Linked DNA regions of Mus musculus: region 2 is linked to region 1. Evidence: chromatin loops called from intact Hi-C (ENCODE). Cell type or tissue: heart. All regions are shown on one strand. Links, peaks and the distances in the headings refer to the core of each region. The heading gives the core; the rest is flanking DNA.

Region 1 (10,120 bases), core at 1,422-9,421:
GGGAGAATGTGAAAGAAGGCAAGTATGAGGGGAGATGTGAATCGGATGGGAAATGTATGGAGGGGGAGATAGAAAAGGAGCTATGTTGAACAGTGGAGAGTGTCAGACAGTGGGAAGGAGAGAGGAAGAGGGCTATTCTGAGTGTCAGAGAGTGGAGAGGAGTACAGAAGTGAAGCAGGCGGTGGATGCTTTCCCCTCTTCCCACAGTGGAGTTCCTATGTATCAAGGCCCTGGCTTTCATAAAGCACCTATGTGTCTATGTGTCCTTTAGAGCCTCATACTTTGTAAGAAGGCCAGGGTCTTGAATGTCCTAGGCAAGGACTCTCGCATGGAAATAGACCTTGCCCCTGGTTTCCAGGTGAAAACCCTGCTGAATTATACAAAGCAAACCCAACCTTCTGCCTTTCCAGGCCCAGCTGTGTGAATATCATCACGACTGAAGAGAAGGTTGACCAGTAGAACCCATTTGTCTGTTAGATCTCTAACTCCCAACTATGCTCCTATCCATCCATGTGTTAAGTCTTCATTTGTTCAGTATCAAACTTGAACTCAAATGCTTCTATATGTCAGGCTCACTGATTTCTCCATGTGAAGGAGAAAAAAGTGGCAAAAATCATTATGTCCACAGTGGCAATAAGAAGGCCAACATGAAAACAGTGGGAAGCGAGAGAAGAAAGGACTATTAAGTATGAGAGGGTAGTAAATATTTCAACTGTGACAATTCCAAGGTTCCTTTTCTTTACATTCAGGTTCTTTGTGGTTGAACTCAAAACTGTAATCTATAAAGTCAAGATTCTAAAATTAGCAAGCATAGCCCTATAGTCTCTCATCATCAACTGCACCTGCCCTTCTTAGGCACTACCACTACTGCCAAATTCTCTCTCTTTCCTCTCTCTCTCTCTCTCTCTCTCTCTCTCTCTCTCTCTCTCTCTCTCTCTCTCTCTCTTTCTCTCTCTCTCTTTCTCTGTCAGCTGAGAGGTAGCAGGATGGGGTGTTGCAGTGGGGGCTACCATGCCCCTTTCTATAATAACCTCAACTTTGTGGGGAGATGACTGGGTGGAAGAGACTCACTCTGTGCTTCCCCATTTATGGTAAGTAAACTTAGCAGAGACATGAAGCTGTTGTTTTTGGCATTTGGGAGAAATCATAAAGACCACATTGAGTAGGGTGTCCAGAACTATATACAGGTTGGTACCAGGCCTATGAACCTCTGAGCAGACTCTGGCTTCCTATCCTGTTCTTTCCATCAGCCTTCTGGTTTGTTTTGTTTCATTAAGTCTTTATACTTCCCTTTAAGATGGGTATCTATTCCTATTCCATTAAGAAAATGAAGTTTTAGAGAGGGTTCAGGCTTGCCAGAGTTTGAGATCCAGTCAATGGAGACTCAATCATTGCTTCTTTTCTTCCTTCTGTCTGCAATGATTACATCTCTTATGTGTCTCCAGATTCTAGCTGCTCCACCATACTTGTTGTTTGCTTATTGTAGCTTTTCCTGGGAAGAGGTGAACAAATATCTATTCGCCCCAAATAAGGTACTAAAGAGATGCTTCTATGTTTAGTTTGGTGAGCCAATGGGTTCATGGGAACTACTTACAGAAGCACTGGTAAACAATTACTATAGAAGCTGGCACAAAAGAAAGGACATCACCGAAAAGCCCCATCCCAGCATAAAACCTCTCGAAAGCTTTATGATGGAACACCCTTTGGTAACTTTCCACTTCCTATGTACTCTAGTACTCCCCAAGACTGCTTGCAGCTGGAGAGACTGAATGCAGCTGGTGGAGAGGACAGATGGGAATAGGTGGCTACAATCTCAAGTGAGGGCCAAATAACCTCCACTTTTCCCTCATCTGTGAGAGAATATCAACAGGCCCACTCCAGTGAGGGCCCTGTAACTGCTGGTAGTCAAAACCACTAAAATTTTGAGGTGGCAGTGGTCAGAGGACAGAGTCCTCCGGATCCCTGCACATCAGGGTGAATCCCAACTTCAATCTATATAGGAAACTTTGCTTGTTGATGTTCAGCTACAGAAGACCTTCTGCCACCAGGCCCTGGCTGTAAAGGAAGCTTAGGTGTTAAATAGAGAGTGTATTTGTTTCCCATTTACAGCAAACAGTTAGAAAGAGCTGCTTAGAGTCTTAGATAATTTTATCCCTTCTTTACAGGTCATTCTCAGTCTTTATAACTGTACCTGTGACTACGTTGAGTTTTTTTCCCCAATTCAAAAATGTCCCCCACATCAAAACTAATGAAAGTATTTCTGGAATCTGTTATGACGATAGATGTTAGGAGGTGAAAATGGTATCTCAATTGCTGGCCTCAAAACAACAAAAAGCAAACAACAAAATCCTACCTTTGAGCTGGAAAGCACCTTGACAAGCACCTAGGGCAGAGATGAGAGTGTTTGACAAGAACACAAAGCCACTGGCTGATTTGGACCTTTGAAAAGAACAATTTGTTTTGCCCTGGAGTGAAAGGGGCCTAAACTACATGAATAGAAACTGAAAATAGAGGACGAAGGAGAGACTTGACTTCAAGGGTGGTCTGTGCATTAAAACTGTCCAGGTAACCAGCACTCCCCAGAGTGAGAGCAAGTCCAGCCTCTGACCCTAGAGATAATGCTTAGGCAACAAATTTTGAGAACTCTATACCTGATATTTTACTCAAAAGTGCTTCAAATTGCCTTCTCTGCTGTGGTCTATACTCATATCCCTAGAGCTCTGGCAAATTGCTTCATGTCTGAGCATGTTTTGTGAGAGTGTGATAATGCTTTAAGTCTTTGAAGAAGAGGCTGAGTTTTTGGAGGCAGAGCTCTTTGTCCTGAAGCAGAAGTGTTCCTGACAGCTTGAGCTCCCCTCAGGACAGCCTTGGACCTGTCCAGGAGAGGACTAGAGTATGGGGTTGCCCATGGTGACATGAATGAGGGCGTTGGTTTAGTTCTGGCAGCACTGGTGACTAAGTCTTTGCAAAGTGATTTCTCACATGTCATTTCATGCGGCCACATATCACCTAAGGAGCTGCCTGGGTCATGAGTACAGAAAAGTATTCCCCTTTCTAGGCTCCTTGGTCCCCAATATTCCAAAGCAGTGGCATGCTATCTCAAAAGACCGCTAGACAACTTGTTGGGCTATGGAAACTATATCCCCCAAAGCCTTATTTGAGGGACAGGCATGTAAGACAAACGATTTGTCTTAAGACTTAATGGCCCTTTGTCCTGACAGTGGTTTGGAAGGAAACACTGTCAATTGACTCTACTGTTCCAGAATACATTCTATAGTAGAATCCGTTCAGCTCACAAGTAAACAGTAGATTCTTAGATCAGCTTTCAGCTCTCCCACCAAGGACTTCAAGATCCACCTGTAAGAAAATCCTGGGGCCATGCCTCTTCTGGCAGACCCTGAGTTCTACCCATCTCCTTCCCGTGCTAGCTGCCCCTCCCTCCCTTTTGCACTTGGCCTTGCCTCTACTGATGCGTTGTTTTGGCATTCACCTCAAAAGCCAACACTCATTTTTAAACCTCTAAGGTGGCCTGTACCAGTATTCATGAGCCAGAATCTTTGCAGCACAAAGTTCTGTCTCTGCTTTTTACTGTGGGCCCTAGGATCTTCTCTTGATTTGTTTATGCTCTGTCTATGTTCTTTAATCGAGAAGGTGGGTCCAGTGGAGAAGAGTCAACTCCTGGCTATGACTTGTACTCTAATGGTTTTTTACCATTCCTTACCCCAGTCTCCCCTATCTTTTGCCTCCACGACACCAGGCAGAAGCTGCCTAGATTGGCTCCTCCCCTATAACAAGTGTTCTCAGGTATTAGACAAAGAAAGATTATATCAATATCCCAAATGCATCATGTATTCCAGAAACATACACAGGAACAATTTCTACAATACATAAATACAGAGTGACGTGAGGGCTCTAACCATTATCCCTTGATCTTGTAATTAAAACAGATTAAACTAAACCTTCTATTTCTACAAGCTCACAACCAACCAGAGGAATAAGTCTACTTGTGAAGTGAATGCCCCTTGAGCCTTCACCTGGGAAGTAGGCCATACAAAGAGAATGCCAAAACTTAAGAGCAGGAGCTGGTGATTAGTACCCTAGAGGAGAGACGCCTCTGCTCGGGCAATCAACTCAAGACAACTCCAGAGGTTTGATGTCTCCAATGGGCTGCCTAGCCCCAAAGGTCCCTAGCTCATCTGCCAGAAAACCCCTCCCACCTGCCTCACAGCACATTGTCCTGATTATCCTCCTCATGGCTTGAGAGCCATTTCTGGCAAGCTACTTGCTATGGGGACGGTGGATGGTTCATCAGCGGCAGGCAAAATGTGTGTGATTTCTGAGCATGGGGTTGAGTGCCTGGGGACAATCTGTAACTCTTAGGATATAGTGTGGAAGGGCTAATTCCTGCCCTGAGAGAGTGGATGGCTCAGTTTTGTCTTGTGGGAGCTGACATTCAGAACTCCTCAGTACTTTCTTCCATACTGGCCACAGGAAGCAGCAAAGAGAAATCACTGTGATGGAAATGCATGGAGACTGGCAGACAATCCTCCATGGAGGCCATTTGAAGACAGGTAGAGACTAGTGGGGGTTTAGGATTTGGGGCCCCTGGATCCCAACTCAGGACACTACAATGATGTTTCATTGACCCTTTATCGGGCAGGGCAGTTTACCTTGCAGCCTGCTAAGCAGCAGCTTGAAAATTCAACCTGGTCAGCACTGGTAGAGCACGGGTGTCACCTGGTGGCCAGATGTGGAGTAACCAATATTATCACAGCCAGAGGACTCAGGAAGCACTTGTGTAGAGGTGATCATAGTGGCTTCAGGGTGACTCTGATGATGCTCACACAATCCCCACACCACATCTCTTCCCAGAAGCCCTTCACTCTCCTTTCTCTCGGCTTCACTGATGCTGACCTTTGTCATCACAGCCATATTAACTGCAATACACTCATCCTCACCATCAAAAATAATCCAGCCCTCCCCCATGTGTGGGTATTCGCTTTGTGCAGTGCCACAGAGATTCAACTCACTAAGTAACAGTTCCTTCCTTCAACAGACTTATGCTGAGATGTTATTATTGGCCAAAATATAAGACATGGGTGGCAAATCAGGTTCGTAAGCCAAGAGGTGAGCCCAAGAGGTGACAACCTGTGAACCTCAGGAGCTTCTTTTAACATGCATCGGAGTTGTAAAGGGCAGGGGAGACCTCAGAAAATGAGAAGAACAAGAACATTACAGGCATAGATAGAACAAGGAAACCACAGTGGGTCCAGGAAACTGTGAGAATGGGTATTTGCATGTCTGGTGGGTATGGGCGGGAGATGGCTAATTTATAGGAACAATGGAGCATGAAGGATAGCTTGTGATATAAACAAAGCTTTCAGTTTGGACATCTTAGGGCTGAAATGAATGAATTACGGCTGTAGATAAGTTGTTCTATTCTGCTCTTGTTTTCTAAAGTGTATTTAAGGCAAGCATACAGAGAGGTTCACTAGGAAAAATGTATTCCACTGACAAGGTAACTCAAGGGCTACTGTTATGAACCTGTTATGAACCATGTGTCCATGTCTGTACATCCCCAACCCCTTTCTTAGAGGAATACTCATTCTGAAGTATAACAAGGGTATACAGGAGACAAGGTATCTCAGAAGTTGAATTGACAGGATATTGGCAGTCCATGGGATATAAAGACGGTGTTGACACTCCTGTCTAAGTGGTAGGGAGGGAAGTGAAGCCACACTTGGCTGGAATAGAGGGCAAGTGACAAGCTTGAGAGAAAAGGAAACATGTGCTTTGGGATGTAGTCAGTAAACATCGCAAGAAAATTTGAAGCACAAATTCATCATCCACAGCTTAACATTATAACAACTGTTTCTCTCATCCCATGAAAATTCAGAATAGTTCTTGTAAAAATATTAATAACCTGATCATAAGACACTGGAGCAGGTGAGCCCTAGAGAATAAGCCTGTAATTTTTCATTGTAGTAGGCCTAGAAATCCCTTCATCAGAAACCCTTCGTATCTCTTAATTTGGCAAACTCCTGCACTGAACACTTAACACAACCTTACACAGCACCATACACCTGTAATCTGAGCTTCTCTGGAGACTGGAAGGTGGAACAGAAGTTTATGGGCTGCCTTAGCTACCAAGTGGATTCTGGGTGAGCCCAGGCAACACAAAAAGGCTCTGACTCAAAACAGAAGGTAAGGAGAGAGCTGGAAATGTATCATACATGCCCAGGAATCCAAGCATCTCATCCCAGTTGCTGTAGTTACAGAAAGTTTCCTCTGTGCGCACCTTGCCACCACCCCTTCTTGACCTTCTTGAGCTGTACTGTCACCTCGTTTCCACCCATATGCCCAGGTGCCATATTGTCATCTCTCTCTCTCTCTCTCTCTCTCTCTCTCTCTCTCTCTCTCTCTCTCTCTCTCTCTCTCTCTCTCTCTCTTTCTCGTACTATAACACAGGCCAATGCAGTGACAAGTTTATACTTGCACTTTAAAATTCAGTCTACTTATTGGGGTTCATTTGTGACTGCTTAGAAAAAGCAAACACAGCAGAGGTGATCATCAGCCATTTTGAGACTTCTAGAAAACCCCCAGAAATATTCCATGGCTTTCCAAGGACCTACTTTTGAGACTTGCTTAACCAAGTTGTCAAAGAAGAAATCTGCATTGCAGGAAAAGGCCAAATTGAGGAATCCTTTTGACTGTTCAGTAGAACTGCGGGACTTCTAAGCATCCTAGCCAATGCTACAGAGCAGTGAAGAAGCCATATGGGAGGGGAATCATCCATCTCTCACACTTTTGTCCCCCCATCCTTTCCAGCTGAGGCCTCAGAAGCTCTGTGTTGGAATCTCCGCTCCAAAGTACATGCTCATGGAAAACTGTGTTATGCACACCACCGTTCCCTTGAGTAATGTCCCTGAAGCCTCACTTCTCCAGACAGCACTTAAATGGTCCTGGGAAGCCTGCACCTGGATGTTCTGCCTAAAAGCCAGAATAAATGACCCTGGGGTTTTATCTGTGATAAACGATAAATTTAATTCCTTATCTTTGGTAATCCTAACTTCCCACTATTATTTTTCTTGTCACATGGAAAGGATCATTCAATCACACTAAAAGCATTCGAGGGCCACAAGGGAGGTTCAGCACGTGGAAGTACTTGTTCCAACAAGCCTGAGGACCTGAGGGTGATTCCTGGAACCCACAGTAGGAGAAAAGTGACTCCTGAAGGTTCTTTTCTGACCTCTACAATTGTGATGTGGCATGTGTGTGCTGTGCATGCCTGTGATCTCAGGAGTGCATGCACACACAAATACAAATGCAGAGCAAATCAAATATTCCTTTTAAAGGCTTTCATTTGGAATTTATTAGATACCCCTCTTCCATAGAACTCCACCTAATGCTTGGCTGTAGGTCTCTGCATCTATTTCCATCAGCTGGTAGGTGAAGCCTCTCAGATGACAGTTATGCTGGGCTCTGGTCTGCAAGTATAGTGGAATATCATTAATAGTGTCATGGGTAGGCTATCTTTTATGGCATGTATCTCGAGTTGGGCTGGTCATTGGTTGGCCATTCCCTCAATTTCTGTTCCCTCTGTATCCTTGCACATCTTGTAGGCAGGACAAATTGTGGGTTGAAGGTTTTGTGACTGGGATGATATCCTCATCCCTCCATTGGAATTCTTGCCTGGTTACAGGAGGTGGTCATTTCAGGTTCCATATTCCCTACTGCTAGCAGTCTTATCTAGGGTCACTTTCATCGATTCCTGGGAGTTTCTGTTGTCCTAGGTTTCTAACTCATCCCAGAGATGAGCCCTCCCCCACGCAATTCCAGTTCTCTCACCATCTTCCCAACACTTGATCCTGTCTGTTCCCCATCCTACACCCTCTCCCACCCACATCCCTCCCCTACCCTCCATCCACCCCTGATGTCCATTTCATTTCCCTTTCTCAGGGAGATTCAAGCATACTCCTTTGGGCCCACATTGTTAATCAGCTTCTTTGGGTCTGTGGATTGTAGCATGGTTATTCTGTGTTTTATGTCTCATATCCACTTATAAATGAGTACATGCCATGTTTGTCTTTCTGGGTCTGGGTTACCTCACTCAGGATGATCTTCTCTAGTTCCATCCATTTGACTGCAACTTTCATGGTGTCACTGTTTTTAATAACTGTGTGATATTCCATCGGGTAAATGTACCACATTTTGTAATCCACTCTTAGGTTCAGGGGCATCTGGGTTTTATTCAGTTTCTGCCTATTACAAATGAAGTTGCTGTTAACATAGTTGAGCAAGTGTCTTTGTGGTATGATGAAGCATCTTTTGGGTATATTCCTAGGAGTGGTATAGCTGGGTCTTGAGGTAGCACTACCTTTTTTTTTAGAAACTGCCAACTTGATCAACTTGATTTCCAAAGAGGTTGTACAAGCCAGCAATGGAGGAGTAATCCCTTCTTCCACTTTCTGGCCAGCATGAGCTGTTATCTGAGTATTTGATCTTAGCTATTCTGATGGATGTAAGATGAAGTCTCAGAGTCATTTTGATTTACATTCCCCTGATGACTAAGGGTGTTGAACATTTAAGTGCTTCCTAGCCATTAGAATCCTGTTGAGAATTCTGTTTAGCTCTGCACCCCATTTTTAATTGGGCTATTTGGCTTATTGGTGTCTAATTTCTTAAGTTCTTTTGATTTTGGATAACAACCCTCTGTCAGGTGTAAGGTTGGTGAAGATCTTTTCCCATCCTGTAGGCTGTCATTTTGTCCTATTGACAATGTCCTTTGCCTTACAGAAGCTTTTCAGTTTCATGGGGCCCCATTTATTTATTGTTGACCTTAGTGTCTGAGTGGTTGGTATTTGGTTCAGAAAACACAAATTGTCTTCTGTGCCAATGTGTTCAACGTTACTCCCCACTTTCTCTTCTATAAAATTGATTTTATCTGGTTTTATGTTGAGGTCTTTGATCCACCTGGACATGAGCTTGTGCATCGGTATGGATCTATTTGCATTCTTCTATATGTAGATATCTAGTTACACCAGCGAGGTGATAACTCTTACACAAATGAAAATTCTAGTAACTATTTACCAAACACCTACTATGTTCAGGAATTTCTCAGATGCCAGGGACTTGTCAGTGAATAAAGTGATGATTTCCTTGATGAAAGAGCAGATGTCATAAGCCAATCATTTATTGTAATGATGTTGAGTGTACAGAACTAGAAAGCATATAGAATAGGTTAAAGGGGACTGAAATGCTAAAATGAAGCAAGTTCACTGAAAATATGACATTCTAGGAACCCCTGGATGTGAATTAGGCCTCATGAGTGCCTGTGTTATGGGCCCAAAACCTTTTATTTATACAGTTAAGATGGATGTCTGGATAGGGCTTGAAGCTTCACTCCAAAATGACTTGCTGAGTGTGGTTGCCCCAGTATATTCTCCAATTGTAAATGTTAGGTTCTCCCAGAATCTACACAAACAGTAATATAACCCAAAGACCAGGTTCACAGAACACCAAGCCATGCCCTTAATTCAGTGGCTCCCAACCTGTGGGTTGTGATCATTTCACAGGGGTCACTTAAGACCATCCTGCATAACAAATATTTACACTATAATTCATAAGGGTAGCAAAATTACAGTTATGAAGTAGCAATGAAAATAATTTCATAGTTGGGTGTTACCACATGAGGAATAAAAGGGTCACAGCATTAGAAAGTCTGAGAACTGCTGCTGTAACTCAACAGATTTTCATTTTATAATAAGTCTTATTCAAGAAATGTTTGCTTAACTAACCTACATTTACAAAGACTTTACATTGTTGTTCTGTCAGCTTATTATTTTAGGTTTTACATTTTGGTTTATAAATACCTCCTGAATTAGATGTATTTTTTAAAATTAATTTTGTGGTTGTCTGCAATGAGGCTCAAGATCATTTTCTTGGCCTATCACTAGCACATATACAAGAAGATTGGCTTTTCCTTTAATGAAGCACGACACTACAATGATTCAGCAACTGGACACTGAACTCATGCCGTTTCTTTGATCAGTTTGTCTGTCTTCACATAAGCAATGGAATGGCGCACTTCTTCTAAAGCTTTATAAAGAGCTTTGAAGTC
Region 2 (10,120 bases), core at 765-8,764, 1.0 Mb before region 1:
GCTTTATTCAAAACCAGTCTCTAAAATATTCTAGCCAAATTTAAATATGCCTAGTCTATAGAAGGAGAATAGGGACATATGAGCAGGATATAGGTAAACTAACCAAGATCATATAGGTTAAAGTACTCAACCTTGAGTTCACAGTCAATCAACGTGATTCTGTAGGTCTTAGCCAAGACTAGCAGAAATTAAAACATTAAGGTTATGTGAATAAGGATATCTAAGTCTTTGCAAGAATCAGTGGCAGACTGCTATCATGAGTGTTATCTGGGAAGTTATCAGAAGTAATTAGGTTTAGCCGAGTATCTCCTTTGACCACTTCGACCAACTGCAGAATTATTTATTGTCTCCTCTGCCTTTGTTAATAGCTCTTCTTTTCCATTCTCTTTATTCTCTCCATTATAATCAAGCTCATGTCCAAAAGTTAGGCAAGCAACCACACAGCTAAAGGATGAGTTAACTTCTCTGTACACACCACCAACTTGAAAACAGCTAGTAGAAATGGCAGACTGTTTCTCAGGGACAAATTAAGCATGTGATTCCACACCATTTCTTAAAATTTACTTGTGTTTACTTTTCACCAATAGACACTATTTGAAACATTGTCCCTCAAAATGTGTAGGACTCCAGGGGTAGAGATACAGCTCAGTGGTTAAGATTACACACTGGTCTCCCAGGGAAATGGAGTTCAGTTTCCAGCACCCATCTAAGTTAGGTCATCACTGCATGTAACTTCAGCTCCAGGATTTCCAAGGCCTCTGGCCTCTGGCCTCTGGCCTCTTGAGGGGCCTACATTACCTGCACATAGACATACACAGACATTCACATACATAATACACACAATTAAAGCTAAATAGTTTTTATTTAAGTGCTTTTGAGAATTTCATACATCAGTAGTATACCATTTCCTTGCTCCCCTCTCCACCTTTGCAACTCTATATTCCCCCATGCCCCATCTCAAGATCATTACCTCTGTTTAATTATGCAATTAATGACTGCTGAAATGAATCAGTCTTTTGTAGGGACTAGCCCTCTTATAGTCTGTCTAATCCCAAGTGATCAGTCCTTAAGCATATTATTATATATGAGAAACAATAGATAAACTTAATGGTCTGTATTCACAAATCATTCAAAATAAGTAAATGTATATTTTAAAGTATGAGACCCCAGAAGGTGTATTTTCAAAGTGATCAATTAGACTTGTAAATAACAGCAATTTCTTAAGCATGCATTTCATGCAAATATTTAAGTCAGTTTTTGAAACATCTTGAGAGTGTGAATCATTTTAATGCATAAGGCATGTCAACAGAAGAAAGTATTTTGACTAAAAAATAAAACACAACTTCTTTTCTAGACCTTATAACTGAGTTTATAACTAATATACCTTCTCTGGGTAAAAGCTGCAACTTGAAGCTAATTTCTCAAACTTGTATCATCTTTGACATTTCAATCCCCCTGAACCCATCAAATCCAGGCAGTCACTTCTCACACTTGCTTTATCTCATCTGAAGTATTCTCACTGATATTACCAAGGACTATATCCTCAAGACATTCTGTCATAGCTACTCATATATTCTGTTGTTGCCTTACCAAGCCCCAATGTCCCAACAGTAGTCATGCATCAGGGAACCCAAGCAGATACCATCTGACAGGACCAAATCGTCATAGTTACAGAGATATTCCCAGCCATAGATATCTCTTTGCTTTCTATACTGTACTTCTGCACAGGTTATCTTCTCTGCCTCTACCAATGCCTACTGTTCATCTTTATTTTTAAATATAGAAAACATACTCTTACCCCCAATTCCTAATCCAAATATTAAAATTATTTTGCAAATTATATCTGCATAAGACCTAAATCTCTTCATGTAGAATTCATAAGATTTTGTTGTATTGTTAGTATGTGCAATTTTTTTCCTTTTACTTGTTAGGCACAATAAAACCATATGTACTAGTGTCGGTTACACAGAAGAATACAGTAAGAGGATTTATGGATCTTAAAAGTTCAAGACATGCTTATACAGTGTGGCAAGACTCTGTATTTAAAGAATTCACATAACTTTTGCATGTTCACAAAGTAGATTATGATAATACAAAACATATCAAATGAGAAGATTGAGATGTCTTGCACTGTAATACATGTTTCCTTATCATATTAAATTGTAAGCTTCTTATAGGCATTTTTCCCTCCTCTTCATCGCCAGCAACTATAAAGTATCTGATTTAGAAATTTGTGTTCAGTGACCAGCAGAGATTCCCTTATCTAATACTCGGTAAATAAATCCAGGTGGTGAATCTGCACTCAATAGTAGCTCATCTTTCAAAAGAATAAGTCATTTTTATTTTTAATTAATTAGTTGATGTTTATAATTTTATAATTCATACATATGTAAAATTTCTTTTCAGCATATCCTTCCTTATCACCCTCTATTATCCCATTTTCCCTCAGTCTTGCTTACCACTACATGACATGTAACATTCTAATACACCATGTAAACATTTCCTTCTGCCCCTGGACCTGTGAAAGGAAATGCAAAGACTTAGTTCTGGTAGGTTATTCTTACAGACATGTTTAAGGTATTTTGCTTTACAAGGAAAAAGGCTTATAAATGATTACTTAAAGGTTTAGATCTTTGATAACTGAACTATCTCCGTGGAGACATAATGTCTGGCTGATCTTGATGGATTGCATATAAAATACTCCCTTTATATAATGAGAGATTCACTATTCCTGAATGTTGTAATTACAGTAAATTTTAATTTGTTTGAGATATTACTGGTCTCATTCATTACCATTTAAATTTGATCAAAATATTTTTCATTAAATGATGGGAGTTTAATAGGTGATAAAGTAAAACTGGGAGTGGCTTTGTTTGTTTGTATGCAAACAGGTTCTTTTGGAATATTTGTTTTCAGTCTGGGCATGGTGCAGCACATGCCTTTAATACCAGCAGTGAGAGGCAGAAGCAGGGAGATTTCTGAGTTTTAGGCCAGCCTGGTCTACAGAGTGAGTTTCAGTACAACTGAAGGTACACAAGGTAACCATTAAAAAAAAATGGACAAAGGGAAGAGAAAGAAAGAAAGAAGAATGATAATTATGAATTCCTTCCTTCCTTCCTTCCTCCCTTCCTTCCTCCCTTCCTTCCTCCCTCCCTTACTCCCTTCCTTCCTCCTTTCTTCCTTTCTCTCCCTCCCTCCCTCTCTCTCTCTCTCTCTCTCTCTCTCTCTCTCTCCCTCTCTCTCTCTCACTCTCTCCTTCTCTCTCTCTCTCTCTTTCTTTCTTTCTTTCTTTCTTTCTTTCTTTCTTTCTTTCTTTCTTTCTTTCTTTCTTTCTGTAATTCCAGTAATTTCTGTAATTCCAGTAACACAGAGGCAGACCAACACTGGCCTTCACTATTTGGGAAGTCTATTCAATTGGTGAGCTCCATGTTTGAAGAGAGACCCTGTCACTTTTTTAAAAAAAAAGGGGTGGGGCATATTGGAAATGTTTGAGGAAGACACTGAATATCCACCTGTGACCTTCACATGTAATGTATGCCCCCTGAAACACACACCCAAGAACAAATTCTCAGCAAGCTACTTCAAACTAAAATGATCTATAATTCCATAACCATAATTTACACCAGAAGTCTGCATCCTAGTACTGTACCCCTTATGACAATTGACCCAGTTTAAATTCACAGCCGTCTCTCATATTCTTTGATATATGTTCCACCTTTCTCTTCATCCCTTAACTAAACCATGCTCCAGATGGTTTGAGAAAAGGGACCTGGTATAAATTTTAATCATCAATTATCTGTGGAAGAAGTGTACACTGCTGGTAGCATGAAGAAAAAGGATAATTAAATATTTGGTTTCCTTTGGTAGTTCAACAATAAGTAACAGCAAAACAGAAGCATAGTTTGAAACCTCAGCTGCTTTCTCTCTCCGAAGTGTTCTGAAAAGTCAGCTGTGCTCCGTGGCTCCTTCCTACTAAGCCGGCTTCTTTGAAGAATGCAACTCTCATTAAATTCTCAGTTGTCAAGTGTCTTCTTTCCTAGAACTCTTTCAGTTAGTCTATAAATGAAATCATGCCAACTTTGGTATAATTAAAATTCATTCTCTTCTTTTCATCAGATAAACACTTCTATAATATTGTTTTTCTTTCTGTTTCTGACTGATGTAATGAATTCTTCTACTTTTGATTCTTAAAAAGTCACTGTGCTTAATTTTATTTTATCTTCAACTTAACCAATATTTAACCAGATAATAGAGATTACAGTGCTGTTTTTAACTATCTTTACCCTTCTTCCTTTTTGCTTCTTCCTTTTTTTTTTTCTTTCTTGTTGTGTGTGGTCTGTTATCTTAGTTGCTTTTCTGTTACTGTAAAATAAACACCATGAAGAAGGCAGCTAATAAAAGAAGCATTTTGTTCCAGGGCTCGCTTAAAATTCAGAGATTGAGTCCCTGAACATCATGGTGGGGTGCATCACAGCAGGCATGTAGGCATAGTGCTGGAGTAATAGTTGAGAGCTTGTATGCTGACACAAGAATCATGAGTCAGAGAGACAGAGGAACACCCACTCAGAGAAATGGTGGGGAGAGGAAGAGGGAGAGGGAGAAGAAGATGGAGGGGGAAAGGGAGAGGGGGAGGAGGAGGGGGAGGGAGAGAGGTAATAACATGGACTTTGTATACCTCAAAATTCAGCCCCAATAATAAATAAATGTAAACAATTAAATACACTTTGAAAAAGATGGAATTGATTGGGAAGTTTCAAAAGTTATATTAAGTGATATCAAATTAGACCACCCTAAATTTTTTTCTGGAAAAAAAGTGATGTAAAGGCAAGAGAATTTGTGTTTGAAATGGAGTTTGGTAGAAAAAGAACAGGGACTATGGATATTGAAATAATGTGGAGGTATTAGTATTACCCGCTCCCCTAGAGACTTGAATGATGTTATATCATAAAACAGAAAAGGGGATTCAAATATGAAATAGTTGTCAGCAGCTCAAGTCACACAGAAATCAAGATAAATAGCAACAAGTTTCACTCACTATGAAACCACATATGTAAAGAAAAGAAGGAAGCACAATGTTTCAGCAAATGATTTTAAGTAAGACCTCCCAATCTCCCAAGACCTAGACAGAAGCTCAAATGACATTCATTCATCAATCTTTCATGTTCAGGTCTTGAATTCAATAACATAAACTTTAATAGAATCTTCAAATCACTTTTATGCTGATGAGATTCTCATAACCAAAGACTACGCTGGCATCAACTACCCTGTGAACATGAGTCTGGGTTTTGTAAACACACTTACTTGCTTGTTTATGCAGGTCTCATGTTCCTACACACATTTCATTACACAGCCACTGTAGATTTCTAAACTGGTGAGTATAGAAATAGGCAAAAGATCTTAGAGCTTGGCAGCCTTCTTATGGACATGACACACCTACACCAAGAGACACCACCAACTGTGCATAGACTATTGCTGACAGGTATGTGATGAACAGGCCCCCTAGAGGGCAGCAGAGCCTCGTGGAATTAGAGATGTGCAAAGTAGGTGGAAGAGGGTTTATGGGGCTTTGGAGACATGTGAGAACAATACACACATTTATGGGGAAGAAACCAAGGAAAGCCCAGGGAATTTTAAAAGTTCAGTAATCTAAGGGGGAAGAAATTTTAAGTTAGTGAAAAGACATCAAAAATACCTAGGCTTGCAGAGGAAATGACTAGGTGCTTGTCAGAGCAAAGCAAGGTCTTTTCTTTGGCGAATCCTACTACTCAGGCCATAATAAGTAAATAACATTAGCTGGAGAATGTTATTCACCATATTGTCTGTTAAAGTTAGATGTTATATTTTTTTATGTCTGACTTCTTTTTTTTTAATTTTTTTTAATTAGGTATTTTCCTCATTTACATTTCCAATTCTATCCCCAAAGTCCCCCATACCATCCCCCCCCCACTCTCCTACACACCCACTCCCACTTTTTGGCCCTGGCATTCCCCTGTACTGGGGCATATAAAGTTTGCAAGTCCAGTGGGCCTCTCTTTCCAGTGATGGCCGACTAGGCCATCTTTTGATACATATGCAGCTAGAGTCAAGAGCTCCCGGGTACTGGTTAGTTCATAATGTTGTTCCACCTATACAGTTTCAGATCCCTTTAGATCCTTGGGTATTTTCTCTAGCTCCTCCATTGGGGGCCCTGTGATCCATCCAATAGCTGACTGTGAGCATCCACTTATGTGTTTCCTAGGCCCCGGCGTAGTCTCACTAGAGACAGCTATATCAGGGTCCTATCAGCAAAATCTTGCTAGTGTATGCAATGGTGTCAGCGTTTGGAGGCTGATTATGGGATGGATCCCTGGATATGACAGGCTCTAGATGGTCCATCCTTTTGTCTCAGCTCCAAACTTTGTCTTTGTAACTCCTTCCATGTGTGTTTTGTTCCCAATTCTAAGAAGGGTCAAAGTGTCCACATTTTGGTCTTCATTCTTCTTGAGTTTCATGTGTTTTGCAAATTGTAACTTATATCTTGGGTATTCTAATTTTCTGGGCTAATATCCACATATCAGTGAGTACATATCTGTTGAGATCTTTTGTGATTGGGTTACCTCACTCAGGATAATGCCCTCCAGGTCCAACCATTTGCCTAGGAATTTCATAATTCATTCTTTTTAATAGCTGAGTAGTACTCCATTGTGTAAATGTACCACATTTTTTTTATCCATTCCACTGTTGAGGGGCATCTGGGTTCTTTCCAGCTTCTGGTTATTATAAATAAGGCTGCTATGAGCATAGTGAAGCATGTTTCTTTCTTACTAGTTGGAACAACTTCTGGATATATGCCCAGGAGAGGTATTGCGGGATCCTCCTGTAGTACGATTTCCAATTTTCTGAGAAACCGCCAGACTGTTTTCCAGAGTGGTTATACAAGCTTGCAATCCCACCAACAGTGGAGGAGTGTTCCTCTTTCTCCACATCCTCGCCAGCATCTGCTTTCACCTAAATTTTTGATCTTAGCCATTCTGACTGGTGTGAAATGGAATCTCAGGGTTGTTTTGATTTTCATTTCCCTGATGATTAAGGATGCTGAACATTTTTTTCAGGTGTTTCTCAGCCATTCGGTGTTCCTCAGGTGAGAATTCTTTGAGCTCTGAGCCCCATTTTTTAATGGGGTTATTTGATTTTCTGGAGTCCACCTTCTTGAGTTCTTTATATATATTGGATATTAGTCCTTTATCTGATTTAGGATAGGTAAAGATCCTTTCACAATCTGTTGGTGGCCTTTTTGTCTTATTGACAGTGTCTTTTGCCTTACAGAAGATTTGTAGTTTCATGAGGTCCCATTTGTCAATTCTCAATCTTACAGCACAAGACATTGCTGTTCTATTCAGGAATTTTTCCCCTGTGCCAATATCTTCGAGGGTTTTCCCCACTTTCTCCTCTATAAGTTTCAGTGTCTCTGGTTTTATGTGGAGCTCCTTGATCCACTTAGATTTTACCTTAGTACAAGGAGATAGGAATGGATCAACTTGCATTCTTTTACATGATAACCACCAGTTGTGCCAGCACCATTTGTTGAAAGGGCTGTCTTTTTTTCCACTGGATGGTTTTAGCTCCCTTGTCGAAGATCAAGTGACCATAGGTGTGTGGGTTCATTTCTGGGTCTTCAATTCTATTCCATTGGTCCACTTGTCTGTCAGTATACCAGTACCATGCAGTTTTTTATCACAATTGCTCTGTAGTAAAGCTTTAGGTCAGGCATGGTGATTCCACTAGATTCTATTATCCTTGAGAAGAGTTTTTGCTATCCTAGGTTTTTTGTTATTCAAGATGAATTTGCAGATTGTTCTTTCTAATTCGTTGAAGAATTGAGTTGGAATTTTAATGGGGATTGCATTGAATCTGTAGATTGCTTTTGACAAGATAGTCATTTTTACAATGTTGATCCTGCCAAACCATGAGCATGGGAGATCTTTCCATCTTCTGAAATCTTATTTAATTTCATTCTTCAGAGACTTGAAGTTCTTATCATACAGATCTTTCACTTCCTTAGTTAGAGTCACCCCAATGTATTTTATATTATTTGTGACTATTGAGAAGGGTGTTGTTTCCCTAATTTCTTTCTCAGCCTGTTTATTCGCTGTGTAGAGAAAGGCCATTGAATTGTTTGAGTTTATTTTATATCCATCTACTTCACCAAAGCTGTTTATCAGTTTTAGGAGTTCTCTGGTGGAATTTTTAGGGTCACTTATATATACTATCATATCATCTGCAAAAAGTGATATTTTGACTTCTCCTTTTCTAATTTTTATCCCCTTGATCTCCTTTTGTTGTCAAATTGCTCTGGCTAGGACTTCAAGTACAATGTTGAATAGGTAGGGAGAAAGTGGACAGCCTTGTCTAGTCCCTGATTTTAGTGGGATTGCTTCCAGTTTCTCACCATTTACTTTGATGTTGGCTACTGGTTTGCTGTAGATTGCTTTTATCATGTTTAGGTATGGGCCTTGAATTCCTGATCTCTCCAAGACTTTTATCATGAATAGGTGTTGGATTTTGTCAAATGCTTTCTCTGCATCTAATGAGATGATCATGTGATTTTTCTCTTTGAGTTTGTTTATATAATGGATTACATTGATGGATTTCTGTATATTAAACCATCCCTGCATCCCTGGAATAAAACCTACTTGGTCAGGATGGATGATTGTTTTAATGTGTTCTTGGATTTGGATAGCAAGAATTTTATTGAGTATTTTTGCATCATTATTCATAAGGGAAATTGGTCTGAAGTTCTCTATCTTTATTGGATCTTTTTGTGGTTTAGGTATCAGAGTAATTGTGGCTTCATAGAATGAGTTGGGTAGAGTACCTTCTACTTCTATTTTGTGGAATAGTTTGTGTACAACTGGAATTAGATCTTCTTTGAAGGTCTGATAGAACTCTGCACTAAACCCATCTGGTCCTGGGCTGTTTTTGGTTGGGAGACCATTAATGACTGCTTCTATTTCTTTAGGGAATATGGGACTGTTTAGATCATTAACTTGATCCTGGTTTAACTTTGGTACCTGGTATCTGTCTAGAAACATGTCCATTTCGTCCAGGTTTTCCAGTTTTGTTGAGTATAGCCTTTTGTAGAAGGATCTGATGGTGTTTTGGATTTCTTCAGGATTTGTTGTTATGTCTCCCTTTGCATATCTGATTTTTAATTAGGATGCTGTCCCTGTGCCCTCATCTGAGTCTGTCTAAGAGTTTATCTATCTTGTTGATTTTCTCAAAGAACCAGCCTCTCATTTGGTTGATTCTTTGAATAGTTCTTGTTTCCACTTGGTTGATTTCGCCCCTGAGTTTGATTATTTCCTGCCATCTACTCGTCTTGGGTGGATTTGCTTCCTTTTTTCTAGAGCTTTTAGGTGTGTTGTCAAGCTGCTAGTGTGTGATCTCTCTAGTTTCTCTTTGGAGGCACTCAGAGCTGTGAGTTTCCCTCTTAGAAATGCTTTCATAGTGTCCCATAAGTTTGGGTTTGTTGTGGCTTCATCTTCATTAAACTCTAAAAAGTCTTTATTTTTGTTCTTTATTCCTTCCTTAATCAAGGTATCATTGAGAAGAGTGATGTTCATTTTCCACATGAATGCTGGCTTTCCATTATTTATTGAAGATCACCCTTAGTCCATGGTGGTCTGATAGGATGCATGGGCCAATTTCAATATTTTTGTATCTGTTGATGCCTGTTTTGTGACCAATTATATGGTCAGTTTTGGAGAAGGTACCATGAGGTGCTGAGAAGAAGGTATATCCTTTTGTTTTACGATAAAATGCTCTGTGGATATTTGTTAAGTCCATTTGTTTCATCACTTCTGTTAGTTTCACTGTGTTCCTGTTTAGTTTCTGTTTCCACGATATGTCCATTGATGAAAGTGGTATGTTGAAGTCTCCCTACTATTATTGTGTGAGGTGCAATATGTGCTTTGAGCTTTACTAAAGCTTCTTTAATGAATGTGGCTCCCCTTGCATTTGGAGCATAGATATTCAGAATTGAGAGTTCCTCTTGGAGGATTTTACCTTTGATGAGTATGAAGTGTCTCTCCTTGTCTTTTTTGATAACTTTGGGTTGGAAGTCGATTTTATCCGATATTAG

What was found. Hi-C counts contacts between places; a loop is a spot of excess contacts. Peaks named below come from ENCODE experiments on the same cell type or tissue, not always from the same donor. Only the 100,000 strongest peaks of a DNase experiment are listed, where the experiment ranks them.
Region 2: a loop joins it to region 1, with 16 times the contacts of the local background. A loop is called at or near these places in 8 of 42 quality-filtered maps.

What each region holds. Positions count from the first base shown.
Region 1 is chr7:89,121,975-89,132,094 of GRCm38, forward strand. No RefSeq gene overlaps it. Among named protein-coding and RNA genes, the nearest start is that of Tmem135, 210 kb to the right of the region's middle. In heart, for the core only: a CTCF peak has its summit at 4,730 (motif pointing left); a DNase peak (open chromatin) is centred at 4,737.
Region 2 is chr7:88,092,409-88,102,528 of GRCm38, forward strand. All of the region lies in intron 9 of Grm5 (glutamate receptor, metabotropic 5), which reads left to right. Among named protein-coding and RNA genes, the nearest start is that of Gm24249, 10 kb to the left of the region's middle. In heart, for the core only: a CTCF peak has its summit at 5,505 (motif pointing right); no DNase peak of the experiment used is centred there.